Regions from separate parts of the Homo sapiens genome. Here regions 1 and 3 are each linked to region 2. A link is a loop called in an ENCODE intact Hi-C map of the cell type or tissue named here. Cell type or tissue: A673. All regions are shown on one strand.

Evidence for each region. Hi-C counts contacts between places; a loop is a spot of excess contacts. Peaks named below come from ENCODE experiments on the same cell type or tissue, not always from the same donor. Only the 100,000 strongest peaks of a DNase experiment are listed, where the experiment ranks them.
Region 1: a loop joins it to region 2, with 6 times the contacts of the local background. A loop is called at or near these places in 2 of 110 quality-filtered maps.
Region 3: a loop joins it to region 2, with 10 times the contacts of the local background. A loop is called at or near these places in 3 of 110 quality-filtered maps.

Annotation. Positions count from the first base shown.
Region 1 is chr1:101,993,951-101,998,950 of GRCh38, forward strand. OLFM3 (olfactomedin 3) reads right to left here and starts at 2,976. Exons shown (of 6, transcript NM_058170.4): 1 at 2,798-2,976. The coding sequence starts at 2,866. In A673, no CTCF peak of the experiment used is centred here; DNase peaks (open chromatin) are centred at 2,211, 2,561 and 3,041; H3K4me3 peaks cover 3,515 bases; H3K27ac peaks cover 3,082 bases.
Region 2 is chr1:102,431,853-102,436,852 of GRCh38, forward strand. No RefSeq gene overlaps it. Among named protein-coding and RNA genes, the nearest start is that of OLFM3, 440 kb to the left of the region's middle. In A673, a CTCF peak has its summit at 2,824 (motif pointing left); a DNase peak (open chromatin) is centred at 2,799.
Region 3 is chr1:102,183,205-102,188,204 of GRCh38, forward strand. No RefSeq gene overlaps it. Among named protein-coding and RNA genes, the nearest start is that of OLFM3, 190 kb to the left of the region's middle. In A673, no CTCF peak of the experiment used is centred here; DNase peaks (open chromatin) are centred at 847, 1,487, 2,217 and 3,537; H3K27ac peaks cover 5,000 bases.

The DNA of each region.
Region 1 (5,000 bases), 440 kb before region 2:
CAGAAAAAAAAAAAAAAGACACACACCGCATTATAAATGTAAACATTATATAGTCTTCCATGAAATAGAATTGGCACTGTTGTTAGAAAACCCAGTTGTCTTCAGGTAAACTAATATATAAGAAGTACTTTCTAAGATGTAGATTTCCAGTATTTGATATATGTAAAATCCTATACCTAAAAAAAATCTATTCAATTTTAAGAGCTTTCCCATTTTGCCAGTTTCTGTTTATCCATGTGAGGTATATATATTATATACATATATAAAATAAACAAAGTATAACAATATAGAATAATACTTAAAATTATTTGAAAATTTGATGATGACCCATATCACTCCAAATGTATTAGTATGCAAAAAGGCAGTTGGTTAGCATTTCTGTTCATTTAAGTGTTATCACAAATTATTTCTTATTTGTCCAAAAACTGTATTTTTTGTAGTACTATATTATTGGATTTTTAATTTTAATTTCACCATATATAATTTGCTTTATGAATCCTGACTTTTAAAATCTAAGCCCTTAAGTAACTAGTAGAATGAAAAATAAAATTTTACAAAATTCTTAGTTTATAACCTAATTGACAATTCTTTTGAGGACACAATGGTGCCATCTGTAATTTTTTGGGGGGGAGCAATATAAATATATATTATATAAATATAAATATATAATATTAATACAAAAGTAGCTTCTCTTCATTTTTTAAAGCAATGTTTTGTCTAAAAGTCCTAAAACTTTTTACAACATTAAAATTACTTGTTTTGAAAGTTTTAATATTCTCTGTAATGTCTATGATATAGAACAAATATCGTCTTTTAAAAAAATCATCTTTTGTTCTTTGCACACTGTATTGCAGTATGTGGAAGCTGAGAAGGACAGTTTGAAAAGTTAATGTATGCCTTCCCTGGATTTTTCAGCTCATTTGTAGCAAATATCCACAGCTCATTCTGAAGAAAGTAAAAAGTTTTGTAGCATTGAATACACACAAATAAACTCACCAAAACTAGAAAAGATTATATTGACCAAAGATGCATTGCTTATTTTAAAAATGTCTTCATATTTAACAGAAAATTATCTACATATTTAATTTTGGAAAGAAAGGGGTGCAAGCAGTGAAGATATTTATGCATCAAAGATAACAGACAAATCAAATCACACACAAAATTGTTAATGAAGCTCTACATTTCTGAATTTATTTTAAAGAAAAACAAATAAAACTCACTTTAAGTCAAGTGACTTTTTCTGCAGTAACTTAGTGATTAACTTTGCTTTTAGAAAATGTTTTACCAAGAATATTCCCAAATCATATGGAATGTATTCAAAAGTTTTAAACAATATCATATAAAAAGAGTGGCAGTGGATAGAATGTGTCACTACAGGGTGCAGAGTCAAGAAGAAAAAAAATTAAATATAAAAACAAAATCAACACTTTTTCCTAAGTGTAAAATGCTTTAAAGCTACACCTTAGTATATAAAATATGCCTTTAAGATTATTAAGATGACATTCACACAGAGTGAAGCGTTTACATCAATAATACCAGTACAATCAAAGCTTTAAAATAAAATGAATTTATTCTCATCAGGTCCTTCTAAATATGAAAGAGTACAGAAATAATTACAAATATATACGACATGATTCTAAGTTTTAACTGTATACTATATTAGGCCTACAAATATCACAACCACAGTATTAAATTATGCTTGGTTACATCTTAGTTCTATTCAGTAATGAAAGGAAACTTAATTTGTCTACACTACACACATGATGTAAAGCTTTAAAAATAACTTTATAATATTCCAAAATATAGCTTGTATTAGTTTTATAGCATGGAATCATTCTTCCTATATTGTCAAATTGCTGTTGGCCAGTTAAATAAGTAAAATAATAAATTGTATCTCTTACTCTTTTTCACCAGGTGGCTTATCTCTTATTCCCTGTCATTATGATTTTCTTAGAAGGCTGAAGCTTTCAAATTATCTCACTTTGTCATCAAGACTTTTCTCAGACATCGTTGAAAATATTTGTCCATATTTTCCTGTCTTTTTATCAAAGGAGTTTAGCGTTCACTTTCATTGCCAGTACTAGATAATTTTCAGAGTTCAACGTCTATGAGTTAACTCATCCTTCCTATTGCCCTCCTTAGTTTGTTAAGGTTCTCACTTCCTGTTTCTTAACACTGATAATCAGAACTTCCTCAGTGCCCCCTAATTTTCTTAATGAAAAGGAAGAAACAAACACAAGCTCCTTTCACCAACGCCTCTCAGCCATGGCAGAGAGTATAGCTCTGCTGCTCTGCCATGTGTTTTACAAGCAGCATCCCAAATGTTTTGGACACAAACCGCAGCACGTCTGCGATGGGAGTATTATTGACCAGGATCAGCTGGAAAACGCTTCCCTGCTTTCAACAAAGAAACGGTTCACCATGTCCTAATACATGTTTATAAATTGCATTGTTTCTACTGCAAACTCCTTTGCATTACCCGTCCGACTTCAAAAGAGAGCATTAAGCAGTTGGACACGGAATAAGCTAAATTCCCCGGAGAGCCGCATTGCCCGCTGCCCATGCACATTATATTTTCTCCTAGTCCCTCCCCCCGCGCAGTAGGACTCTACCTTGAGGAGCTATTCCTCCGGTAGTTCACCTTGTTATGTTCCAAGCAGTGGGGATACGCCAGACACCATAAGGTAGCTGAAAGAGCTGTCTCTCGTCCCGTTTTTGACATATTTATTTGCATTTCTGTTAGGTTTGTTACATATTGCACATTTATTTCAAACAAGACTCAAAATATTGTTCATACCTTGGAAGGATCTAATCCGGCAAACAAAGACAGCAGCAGGAGGTTGAGAAGGTTGGACGTCGCCTGCATTCTGATCTGGGTTTTTGCCCCTCTTTACTCTCTTTTATGTAGGCTCTCCACTCACTGCAGAGACCTTTCCCTCGTCAGTTGCACTTTCTGCCTGCCAGTCAGAGCCGAGTGGAAGCAGAGGCGGCGGCAGCAGCAGTAGCAATAACAGCAGCAGCGGCAGCGGCGGCAGCCGCCCTGGGGGGCGATCATTCCGCAGGCATTCTCAGAGCTAGGAGTCCGGGAGCTCTAGAGAGTGGGTTGGGCTGCAGTGGGCGCTGGCCGCGGTGCTGAAGCGCCTCCAACCCGCGCGCCCCAGTTTACCCTCTCCCCCGCTGCTATATAGCTAGCCCACCTCAAAAGTTTTGACCCAAGGAATAGATAAAGGGATTAACTGCTGAGAGAGGTGTGGAGACCTGGACAACGGATATGACATCACTACAGCTCCTGGGGGTTTCGGGGGGATATTTTGCGGGGAATTTGTTAACCAAACAAGGATTGACTCTCGTGCTCCAGTTCAGCATTTGCCGGCAACTTGAGCTGCAGAGAAGTAAAGAGTCAGCTAAATACAGGATTATGAAACAAATAGTGCACTAGAACCTTCTGCTGTCATTGACAGAGGACTTGATATTGTATTTAGTGCTTTAAACAAAGTTTGCAGTGCAGACTATCAGTGTGTGTCATCCAAGGCACACGATTTTCAGCTGTTATTGATAGATGAATGTGGTAATTTATAGATATGTGCAGTCATTTATGAATAGCTTATTAAAGTTATATGTTTTGGTTAGGTATTAATGTGTATCTATCTATCTAGGGATTTGGTCATCTAAAAACACTATGCATAAATAAATAAAGAGGCTTATATTCTTCTTTTAGTTATAAATGGTATATTCCATTAGTGATCCCCCCAGCTGAAATATCCCCCCCATATGCACAGCCATACCTGGAAATATAGTTTTTCTATCAGTCTGACTTGTGTTTTTACTTGAAGAAGAATTCACTGATAGATGGATAGCGGGATGGGAAGAGTGTTTATTTCTAAGCTTTCAAACACTTCTGTAATCTAGGGCTCAAGAAAAGGCAGAATAGCTGCCTCACAAGAGCAAAGAAAGGGTAAATGGCAAACTCTCTTACCCTGCATCATTCAACCTTACTGGAGCAATTTCATTTCTTTGAATATGGAAAAAGTGTTCTCAATAATATAAAAAGGAAGAAGTTGGTAGCCACCCTGAAACATCCCTCTCGTACAATTATGCCTGTAATATTTCCATCTTCTATTGATTTTTCTAGAAATTATAATTCCTAAGGGTTAAAATATATAGATAGACTGGGTCTGTGGACATTGCTTCCTTTTACTTCGACATTTAAAAGACAATGAATTGAGATATCAGACACATACCGAGTATGAAATCTCCATCAACCTTTCACTGAAAATATATCCTATTTTTTAATATAAGAAATCTCAATTAGGACTCAAATGCATTTGAAAGTTATTGTCCCCAAGAATTTACATCATATTGCATCTGTTTTAATCCTAATATTATAAATGTGTGTATAGTTACTTGAGGTCTTTATTTTCTATAAACATAAATGGCATGAAGTTCACTACATCTGATAATTCTTTTTGAAGGAGTGGATCATACAAAATAGAGATTGCAAAATCATAGAAAGAAAGTGAAATTACTTATAATGGTGTTAATTTAATAATCTTAACAGCCATAACCATATTTAGAAGTTTCCATTATTTTGAGGTAATAGATAAAACTATAGAGTTGTACCACTCTCTGGGGTAACTTCCTAGAACATATTTGTCAGAGTTTTTTTCTTTTTACATTTGCTTCTTAACCTAAACTTTTCTACCTATCAACATCTACATACTTATCTATCTATGTAGGATAAAATCAGCATAATTTTTAAAAAATCACACATAGAAATTGTTGAAAATTCTGCATCCATTTTTAAATATTTCACATGACTGTGCAGATTGAAAATGAATTTGCAGAGGTGTGTTGGCTGAATGATTATAATAATACATTTTTATTATCCATTCTCTAAATACATTTTTTGTTATTTGTATTTACACATGCTTTTCCCTCTTCCCAAGAAGTCTTCTACCATCTTTTTTACATCTCTACCTCTCAATTAGCAGACAGTAGTA
Region 2 (5,000 bases):
CAATATACATAGAATATACACGTACTGAAAATCTCAGAAGGAGAAAAGAAAGAGACAAAAATAATCTTTGAAAAAACAATGGCAAAAAAGCTCCCTAAATTTGATTTTAAAAAACTCACACAATGTACAAATTTAGGAAACTCAATGGACTCCAAGAAAGTAAATGCAAGGAGATCAACACCAAGATATATTATAATCACATTTTCAAAAATCAAAGACAAAGATAGAATCTTAAAAGCAGCGAAAGAAGCAATTCATCACTTAAGATTATCCATAATAACAGAAGATTTATTATTATAAACCATGGACATCAGAAGGATGTGAAATGACATTTTTAAAGCAAGGAAGGAAAGATGAAGGAAAGAAGGAAAGATTAAAGGAAGGAAGGGAAGGGAAGGGGAGGGGAGGCGAGGAGAGGGGAGGGGAAGGGAAGGGAAGGGAAGGAGGACCCATTAATCAACAATTCTACATCTGGCAAAACTATCTTCAAAAATAAGGAAGAAATTAAGATATAAGACAGTTTTAGATAATCAAAAGCTGAAGAAATTTGTTACTAGTCAATTTGCCCTACAAAAAATGTTAAAGGGAGAACTTAAGGTTGATTAGAAATAACAATCAACAGAAACTTAAATATCACAAGAAGAAAATAAAATACTCTGTTAAATATGACAACATAGGTAAATATAAAAAGGAGTATTGCTGTATTTTTTATTTTTAATTCCTCTATTATTTCCTAAGTGATTTCACAAATGCATTAAACAGTAATTATAAAGCTATGTTAATGAGCACACACAATAAATTGTGACAAAAACAAAATAAAGACAGAGATAAATATGAGCAGAGTTTCTGTGTGCTGTTAAGGCTAATATAATATTATTTTAAGCTAGATTATTATAAATTTAGGATATTAATATTATTTCTCATAGTAACTTCCATGAAAACATTTTAAAAATATACACACAAAGTAATGAGAAGAAATCAAAATGGTACACTACAAAAAATTAAAAACAAAAGAAGGTAAAGAGAAACAAAAAAGACATAAGAAGTACGGAAAACAAATAGCAAAATTTTAGAGGTCACTCCTTCTCCATCATTTTTTTTCAATGTAAATGGATTAAATTCTACAATCAAAAGGCAGAGTTTGGTAGAATGGATTAAAATACAACACATGCTTCACTTATATGCTGTGTAAAGTGACTCATTTTAGAGCCAAAGACACAAATAGGCTGAATGTAAGAGGATGGGGGGAAGAAAAAAAACACAAACCCTTAAACAGTATCCAAAAAAGAACTGGAGATGGCTATATAGGTTGAGTATCTCTTATCCAGAATGCTCAGGACTAGAAAAAAAATCAGATACCTGATTTTTTCAGATTTTGGTGTATTTGCATTATACTTCCTAGTTTAGTATAGCTAATCTGAAAATATGGAAATCCCAAATGCTCCGGTGAACATTTTCTTTTAACATTATGTTGAACCTCAAAACATTTCAGATTTTGGAACATTTTTTATTTCAGATTTCTAAATTAATAATACCAGACAAGATAGGCGAAAACAAAACAAAACAAAACACACACAAAAAGACTGTTACAAAACACAAAGAAGGACATTATGTAATAATAAAAAGTAAAATCATGAAGAAGATGTGACAAATGTAAGCACATATATGTTAGAGACAGACTCAAAATTTGAAGCAAACATTTATAGAATTGAAGAAGGAAACATACTACTGTCCAGTACTAGTTAAGACTTCAATTCCCCACTTTCAATAATGAATAGAACTTCTAAACAGAAAATGAATTAAAAATAGAGGACTTGAGGACTGGAACAATAGCATAAACCATCAATACCTAAAGTACACAAACAAATACACACACACTCATCAGTCTGCCCTACAATAGCACAATAAACATTTTTCTCAAAAACACATGTAATATTCTTCAAGATAAACTATATGTTAGTCCATGAAATGTCTCAATAAATTAAAAATGTTTTAATGCATACAATTTGATAACCACAATGAAATGAAGCTGGAAATCAATAACAGAAGGAATAATAAAAAATTTCCAAATATTTGAAAATTAAGCAACACACTATGATATGGTTTGGCTCTCTGTTCCCACTCAAATCTCATCTCAAACCGTAATCCCCACGTGTTGAGGAAGGGACCTTGTGGGAGGTAACTGTGATATAGGAGTTAAAAAGTAATCACTTAGGCAGATAGCAAGGGTATGGGAGTTCTCAGTGAGCCATGTTTAAACCAGTTTTCTTTCATGGAGGACTTAGACATCATGTGGTACTGGAAGAAGTCCTGGGACAACTGAGGATTTCCAATCAGGGCTACCCCTCGGTATTATCCAAAGGCTTCTGTACTTACCCCAGCCTCCAATGGCCCCAGTGCGGTGTTGGCAATGGGCTCTCCAACTTTCCTTTTGTAATTTCTTCCTTACCTGTCCAGGGCCATCGTATTTCTCATCCTTTCTATGTATTCAATGTGTGGGAAGTTTTACAGTTCGGGGACATAATCTTGTTTGGCAAGATTAAGAAATGTTGTACTAACCAGGGATATAGCTCAAGAGAAGGTGTCTGTGATTTTCTAGGAACAGAGTCCACCCCCGCTCCCAAACCAACCAAAGAGAGCATTTCTCTCTCTCAGCCCTTGGTCTGGAGAACACATGATACATCCAGGTCTCTCTCTGCCATTGGCTTGGAGAGCATATGGCATTTCCAGGTCTCTTTCTGACCTTGGCCCGGAGAGCATATGGCATGTCAAGGTCACTCTGCCCTTGGTCTAGAGAGCACATGGTATTTCAAGGTCAACAGCACCACCTAGTGGAATAGGGATCCTCTCCATGAGGCACATTGTCGGTCCTTCACTGAAACATGGTAGCCTCCCGATTCTCTCCCCTTTTTGTGGCTATTAAAAGCTAGGCTACATGCTGCTTCTGTAAATAGGAAAATTCTGCCTTCAGCAATTAGGGCTAAAATATCCTCCAAGGCCAAATTATCAAGAAAACGGCCATTTGGTCCCTATGTTCTTCTTTTTTTTTTCTGAGACGGAGTCTCCCTCTGTCGCCCAGGCTGGAGTGCAGTGGCGCGATCTTGGCTCACTGCAAGCTCCACCTCCCGGGTTCACGCCATTCTCCTGCCTCAGCCTCCTGAGTAGCTGGGACTGCAGGCGCCCGCCACCATTCCCGGCTAATTTTTTTTTGTATTTTTAGTAGAGACGGGGTTTCACCGTGTTAGCCAGGATGGTCTCGATCTCCTGACCTTGTGATCCGCCCGCCTCGGCCTCCCAAAGTGCTGCGATTACAGGTTTGAGCCACTGCGCCTGGCCCCGTACGTTCTTTTGAGGCACCTATTCGACCTCCAATTAGAGTGGTACTTCATTAGTAAGGGGATTTGAAGTTCGGGAGTTAACCAAAACCATTCTCTAAGGGTAAACGCTTCAGCACTGGTCATAATAGCAGGATACAGAGTTCAACCTAGCATGCTGTCTCCATTAAAGGGGCCTTGCCCCTAAAAACTATTACATAGTTTTTCCTGAGATCCATTTTTCAGAGAGACAGGCAGGTCACACAAGTCTAGGAAGTCAAAAGGAAATCATAAGCAGTGGACTAGAGCCACTTGGGTGGGCGTGAATAACCCCAATTGCTTAGTTTCTCTGGTTCTATGGCTGGAGGTCACGCCTACAACCAGGGGTGGAACATTCAACAAGGTGCCAGGACCCAGGAACCACAGAGGGAAAAGAGCAAGAAGAACATTTCCACTGCCTTCCTCTCCACCCTGGCTCACACCACAAGGAAGGAGACTAAAGGGGCCCCTTTTTCTCACTTCTCTTTATCAGGCTATAGATACCTGGGTATGGTGAGATAGCTCATCCTCTGTATCACCTCATAAGACAAACTCAAGCAGCTAAATCTCATCTCTTAACCTGGAAACCTGAAGCTCAAAAGGCCTGGAACCAGCTAAAGCAGGCCCTAGTAAAGGCACTGGCTCTCAGCCTCCCTGTAGGAAGGGCCTTCAATCTGTATGCATCAGAAAGGAAGGGAATGGCCTTGGGAGTCTTAACACAGGCCTGAAGACCAGCTCAACAGCCTATGAGTAACCTGAGTAAGAAACAAGATTTGGGACTAAAGGATGGCCAGCATTGCCACCGTGGCCCTACTAGTCCCAAAAGCCTTCAATTAACCCAGGAAAATGACTTAACTGTTTATACTCCGCATAATGTGGTGGGATTACTGTCCTCTAAGAGAAGCCTTTGGTTAACAGACAGTCGGCTCCTTAAATATCAAGTTCTGCTGTTAGAAGTTTTCACCATCCAGTTAAAGACTTACTCTTGCTTAAGCCCAGCCACTTTCCTCCCTGAGGGAATGGGGGAACTAGAACATGAACAAGCTGTGGTACAGACCTATGCAGCCAGGGAAGATCTCCGGAAAACCCCTAGAGAATTGAGACTGGACCCTCTTCACAGATGGAAGCTCCTTTGTAGAGCAAGGAGTCTGTGAAGCAGGATATGCAGTGGTCACTCTGAATGATGTTACTGAAAGTGTGTCTCTCTCTCCAGGCACACGCTTTTAAATAGCTGAACTGACAACCCTTACAAGAGCTCTTGAGTGAAGCAAGGGAAAGGTAGCTAACATTTACACTGACTCCAAGTATGCTTTCCTAGTTCTCCATGCTCATGCTGCCATTTGGAAAGAAAGACACTTTCTTACTGCCAATCGATCTCCTATAAAATACCATCAGGAAATTAACAGGTTTTTATCCTCAGTTTTCCTTCCATGAGAGGTAGCAGTGATGCATTGTAAGGGATATCAGAAGGGAGTGGATGAAATAACTGAAGGAAACAAGCTAGCTGATCAGGCAGCCAAGTCAGCAGCAAGAAAGCTTCATGGCATCAAAATGCTTGAAGCCTCTCTAACTTGGGAAGGCTCTATAAGAGAAATCAAGCCTCAGTATTCCCATGCAGAAATGGAGTGGGCCACTTCTCGAGGGGAC
Region 3 (5,000 bases), 250 kb before region 2:
ATAGCAGTAATGTGAGAATCAGGAATATCTGCTGAATATCATGCACATGATGGCAATAAATAAATAGTAGCTATTAATATTTACTATAGTAAAAATTTATACTTAATTTAATATTTACTAAGAACATCATGTTTTAGAGTTTGACAGTTTTAATTTCAAATTCCAGCTTTATTTCCTAAACTATTTGAGCCTCAGTTTTCTCATCTAAAAATGAGTCTAATATATTTATTGCATAGATTTATAGTGAAGATTAAATGAGAAAATGAATATAAATTGAAAATAAATAGAAGCTATAAGTAATTCTTAGTATTGATAGCAATAACATCACCAATACTGTCTTTAGTAGTAGTATCATGTTATTTTAATTTTTCCCATGTCATATTTAGAGTATGAGTTGATTTAGACAGAATTGCTTCTATATAGGCAAATTTATGTGATAATATTAGAGCAGGTAACATTAATATGATATTTAACCAAGGGTTCCAGGATTACAAATTTTCTTTTGAACCATTCATCCCATCTAAATGGGAGAAATCTATCTACATAGAATGATGCTGGCAAGGCGTAAGTTATTACCTACAGAGACTTTTGCCATAAATAACTTACAGAACTTTAATAAACTAGGCTAGGCTACAATGAGAAATAAATACTCTGCTTAGTCATGATAGTCTAAAAGGCAAACAGCTACAAGTGGCTAGAAAACAAACTCCAGACAAGTATTTGAGATATGCTTAATGAATACCACATCTTTATCCATTCTTCCTGCTGTGAGAAGCAATCAGTAATGAGGAAAGAAAAACACTAAATTTTTCTCCCTAATATCTCCCAGGTTGGAACTAGGGCAGAAGATCCTCCTACAAAGCCATGAGGAGTGTACACGGCCCTCCTAATAAACAAAGATCAGGAGAGATTACCTTACATAGACTCTTAGACACATGGTTGTGTGCAACTGTGACTGCACATTAGGTTCCCCTGGGGAAATAGAAAAAATATATATATAGTTGGCCCTCTGTATCTGTGGGTTCCACATCTGTGGATTCAACCAATTGTGGATCAAAAATGTTTGTAAAATAAAAATTGCATCTGTACTGAATGTGTAGATAATTTTTTCTTCTTATTCTTTAAACAATACTATATAACAACTATATGCATAGCATTCACATTGTATTAGGTACTCAATACAATTTTTCTACATTGTATTAATAATCTAGAGATAATTTAAACAGGAGGATGTGGGTAGGTTATATAAAAATACTACACCATTTTATATAAGGGACTTGAGCATCCATGGATTTTGGTATTTGAGGGGGTCCTGGAACCAATTTCTCATGAATACCAAGGAACAATTATATGAAATTAAAATATAGATACCCTAGCTCTACCACAAAACAATTCCAACTGTATGTCTGAGGATGTGGCTCATTCTGTCTGGTATTTGAAAAAGTCCTCCCTGTGACTCTAATTGAAGCCAGGGTTGAGAATTACAACTTAGCTCTTCCATTTCACAAGCAAAAGCCCTCTCCTGTATTACAGTAGCAAATACATTCTCATTAACTGCCTACTCATAGAGTCACAGCAGTATTTGTATTTTATTTCTTGAAGTATGAGGTAGGGCTGAGGGGAGAAAATGTTGGGGCTCTTCCATAATGATACTTTGTAGATATCAATAAATGTTCACTAAATGGATGATTTTTAAAAAGTAGATCAAATCTTAATATTTAGAAGAGAGAAAGGAGGGTGTGGCAAAGGAGGTGACCATTTGAATCAGAGTTGCTGTGCTACTGAGTAATGTCAGGTGATGTCAAGAGAAATTATTTGTTTTAAGAAATTTATTAAATTCTATTCAGTTGAGACAATTATACAGCAATAAAAACAAACTATAATTTAAGAAATAAGTAGAAAAATTTGTAAAGTTGACCAATAACTAAAAATACTTAACAAGTAGAAATGGTATGAGTTTCAAATATATTTTAACAGACAACATCAGCCTGAAAATATCTGTCTTCTTGGTCCCTCATTGAACATTCATTCGGAATATTTTTATATAAATGCTTCACTTCAGTTTTAAATTCCAAGAGTCAGAAAGTGTTCCTTTAACTGTTTTATATTTTCCATTTTCTCCTCCCTCACTCCCTCCCTTTCCTCCCTCCCTCCCTCACTCCCGGCTTGCTTGCTTGCTTGCTTCCTTCCTTCCATCCTTCCTTCCTTCCTTCCTTCCTTCCTTCCTTCCTTCCTTCCTTCCTTCCTTCCTCCTTTCCTCTGCATTCTAATACAAATAGCATAGTTTATGCTATACATAATTTAATTATGTTGTTGAACTAGTGGCCAAAACTTAAACAATGGTTTAGTGAAACCTGGTATTAAAGAAAGAATTCATCAGGAGCAAATATTTAGGGCTTAGATTATAGAAGTTGAATGAAAGCAGCAACAAATGAATTATTTTCTCTATAGTATCTTAATAAATGAATGTTTTTCTGCCCCCTTCATCAACACAAAAACTACTAACCAACCTTTTCATTCTCTATACTTTAACCATACTGATTATCCCTCTCTTCCTTAAAGTCCCACATTGCCTATTTTTAGTTGAATTTTATCAATGAAAATCTGCACTGGATAGAGGTAAATAAGCAAGAGAGACTTTATTTGAAACTCTTGCATTAGAGAAGAGAGACTATGGCCATACAGAAGAGTGGCTGAACTCAGCTCAGCTGAAACAAAAGGCAGGAGGGTTTGTAAAGCTGAGGTGAGCTCATGGAAAAGCACTAAAGGACACTAGGTGGGATGTAGTCAATGTTGTTAGGCCATCTGTGTTTGCTAATTATCCTTATCTAAGTTAGGCTTCTACCCTCCCACAGAAACTGGGAGATAGATTGGGGTACTATGTCGTTTGGTAATTGCATTGCAAAGGGGTGGCTCCTAGGTTCTTGAGAAAAACATTTATTTTTGTGAAAACTGGGAAGAGGATGGGAGAACATTTAGATGTCAAAGGAGGCAGGGAAAGAATTTGTAATTATAAGTTTGCTAAAGTAAATGCTCAAATAAAAGGTCAGGGACCTAGAGTCAGTAGAAAGCCCATCTAAAATTTAGTCAAGCTGTGGGGCCATCTTGGTCAGCGTTGCATATTTTTGTCTCACTCTCATTTTGAGGTTTTGGCTTATATGTCAATTTTCCAATTTTTTTTCCCTAATTTCCAAAGCTAGGCTAGCATCCTTGCAGATACCAGGATGAGATCACAGCCATCACACTCAGACAAAATAGGGCTGGGAAGGCATGAAGACAGAGGAGGCTCACACTTTCATGTGTGAGATAGAATCTGTTTCCAAGGATTTTCTAAAATCCCCACAAGAAATCCCTTCATGTCCTTCATGCATCTCCTTTACATGGCTTGCATATTTTGCACATATACATATGCTTCTATGACGTTTAATCTCTAGGAATTCTTCAGGCCTGCAGTAATTTAGATAAGATGCTCTCAAAATGACACTTGCCCAGTAATGGCATCTCCACCAATGAATAGATGACAACTCTGGTTTTGAGCTTCTGGACCAATGAACTCTTGTTCTAAGCAGTTTCTGTGAACCTCTTCCTTTTTGCCAATAAAAACTTGCCTTTAATCTTCCAACACCAGATGCGCTTTTGGTTTGCCATTCCATGCATTCCAATTTTAATTCTCATTTCTCAGTCTTAAATAAAAACATATTTGGAGATATTTTTCTCAAATTTATTTTTAGTTTGACACTCCCAAGCTATGTTTTCTCATCATATTTTTCTATTTGTTTTATAGTTCTCATCATACTTATAACTGTGCAGTTGCTTTCACTATTAGATAACAAGGTCCATGAAGGTAAATATGTCTTCCTGAATCTCCATGTAGCTTGTGGGCCCAGCAAATTGCCTAGTATATTGTAATTCAAATAAGCATTAAATAAACGTATGCAAAAAATTTCTTCCCTGATTCTGGAACCAGGAACCTAATAACTAGAGGGACTATTAACTCAGTTTGCCTGGTTTATGACTGGTGTCCTAGGCATCCTGAAAATTTAACCTCTGTCCAACTTCCTTTAATTCTCAAAAGGGTACCACGGTGGAAAGATATGTTAAATAGTCCTCCTACAATAACCTTTGCCCAGAGATTCTGTCTGACAAGAAACTGATGCCCACTCAAATTAATAATGGCTGCAATTGAGCCAAAAACCTATAGTCAGAGATTTCCCTAATGTTTCTGCTCTTGGAGAAACCCCGAGCCCTTGACATGCAAAGTAATTGGTAAGGGAAAATGAGCACCAATCTCCATCTGAATATCAGTTTACTACCAATGTTATTCTGATGATGTGCCTACATAAGACATACTGGTCATTCTAGGTAGCAGAGGGTGGAAAAATATTAATTAGCTGTGGGTACACGAGGGACAGCAGAGAATTCCAGTGGAAAAATATTCAAATAGGCATAGCAAGTTCAGGTAACTTTTGGCTAATCACAGAAACCTAAAGTTGTTCAATGTGATAGGTAATGCCTGCAGAAAATGATACTCAAAAAAAACAGATAACATTTGGGTTAAAAAAATCAATAATTTCAGACAATCTTTTCATTTAATAGAGGGATGTCTGTGACTGGAGGTATAGGGGGCGAGAATTAACACCCCAGTGTAGAAGATTAGAAAGTACCTGTCATGGCATTGGTGTTGCTGCTAAGGGAACTGAGCTTAATGCCTCTGAGTTGCAGTCCATAGGAAGTAAATTGCTAGATAAGGAAAAGTTAGAAGAGATTGCAAGATAGGAAAGAAAGGTACAATAAATTCCCTGCACAATCAGTCATTAAATATGAAATTGCTGATTTATTCTCTATTTCTGGACTGGCTGAGTACACGGTACAGTTAAAACTGCATTTGGACAAAAAGAGTAACTCCAAATAGAAGAAGCTTGGGAAAGCAGGGCTTATTTTTTTCTGTTTCTATAGGGAGATTCTTTTGGAATGTTTTCTAGAAATCCTACCTTCATATT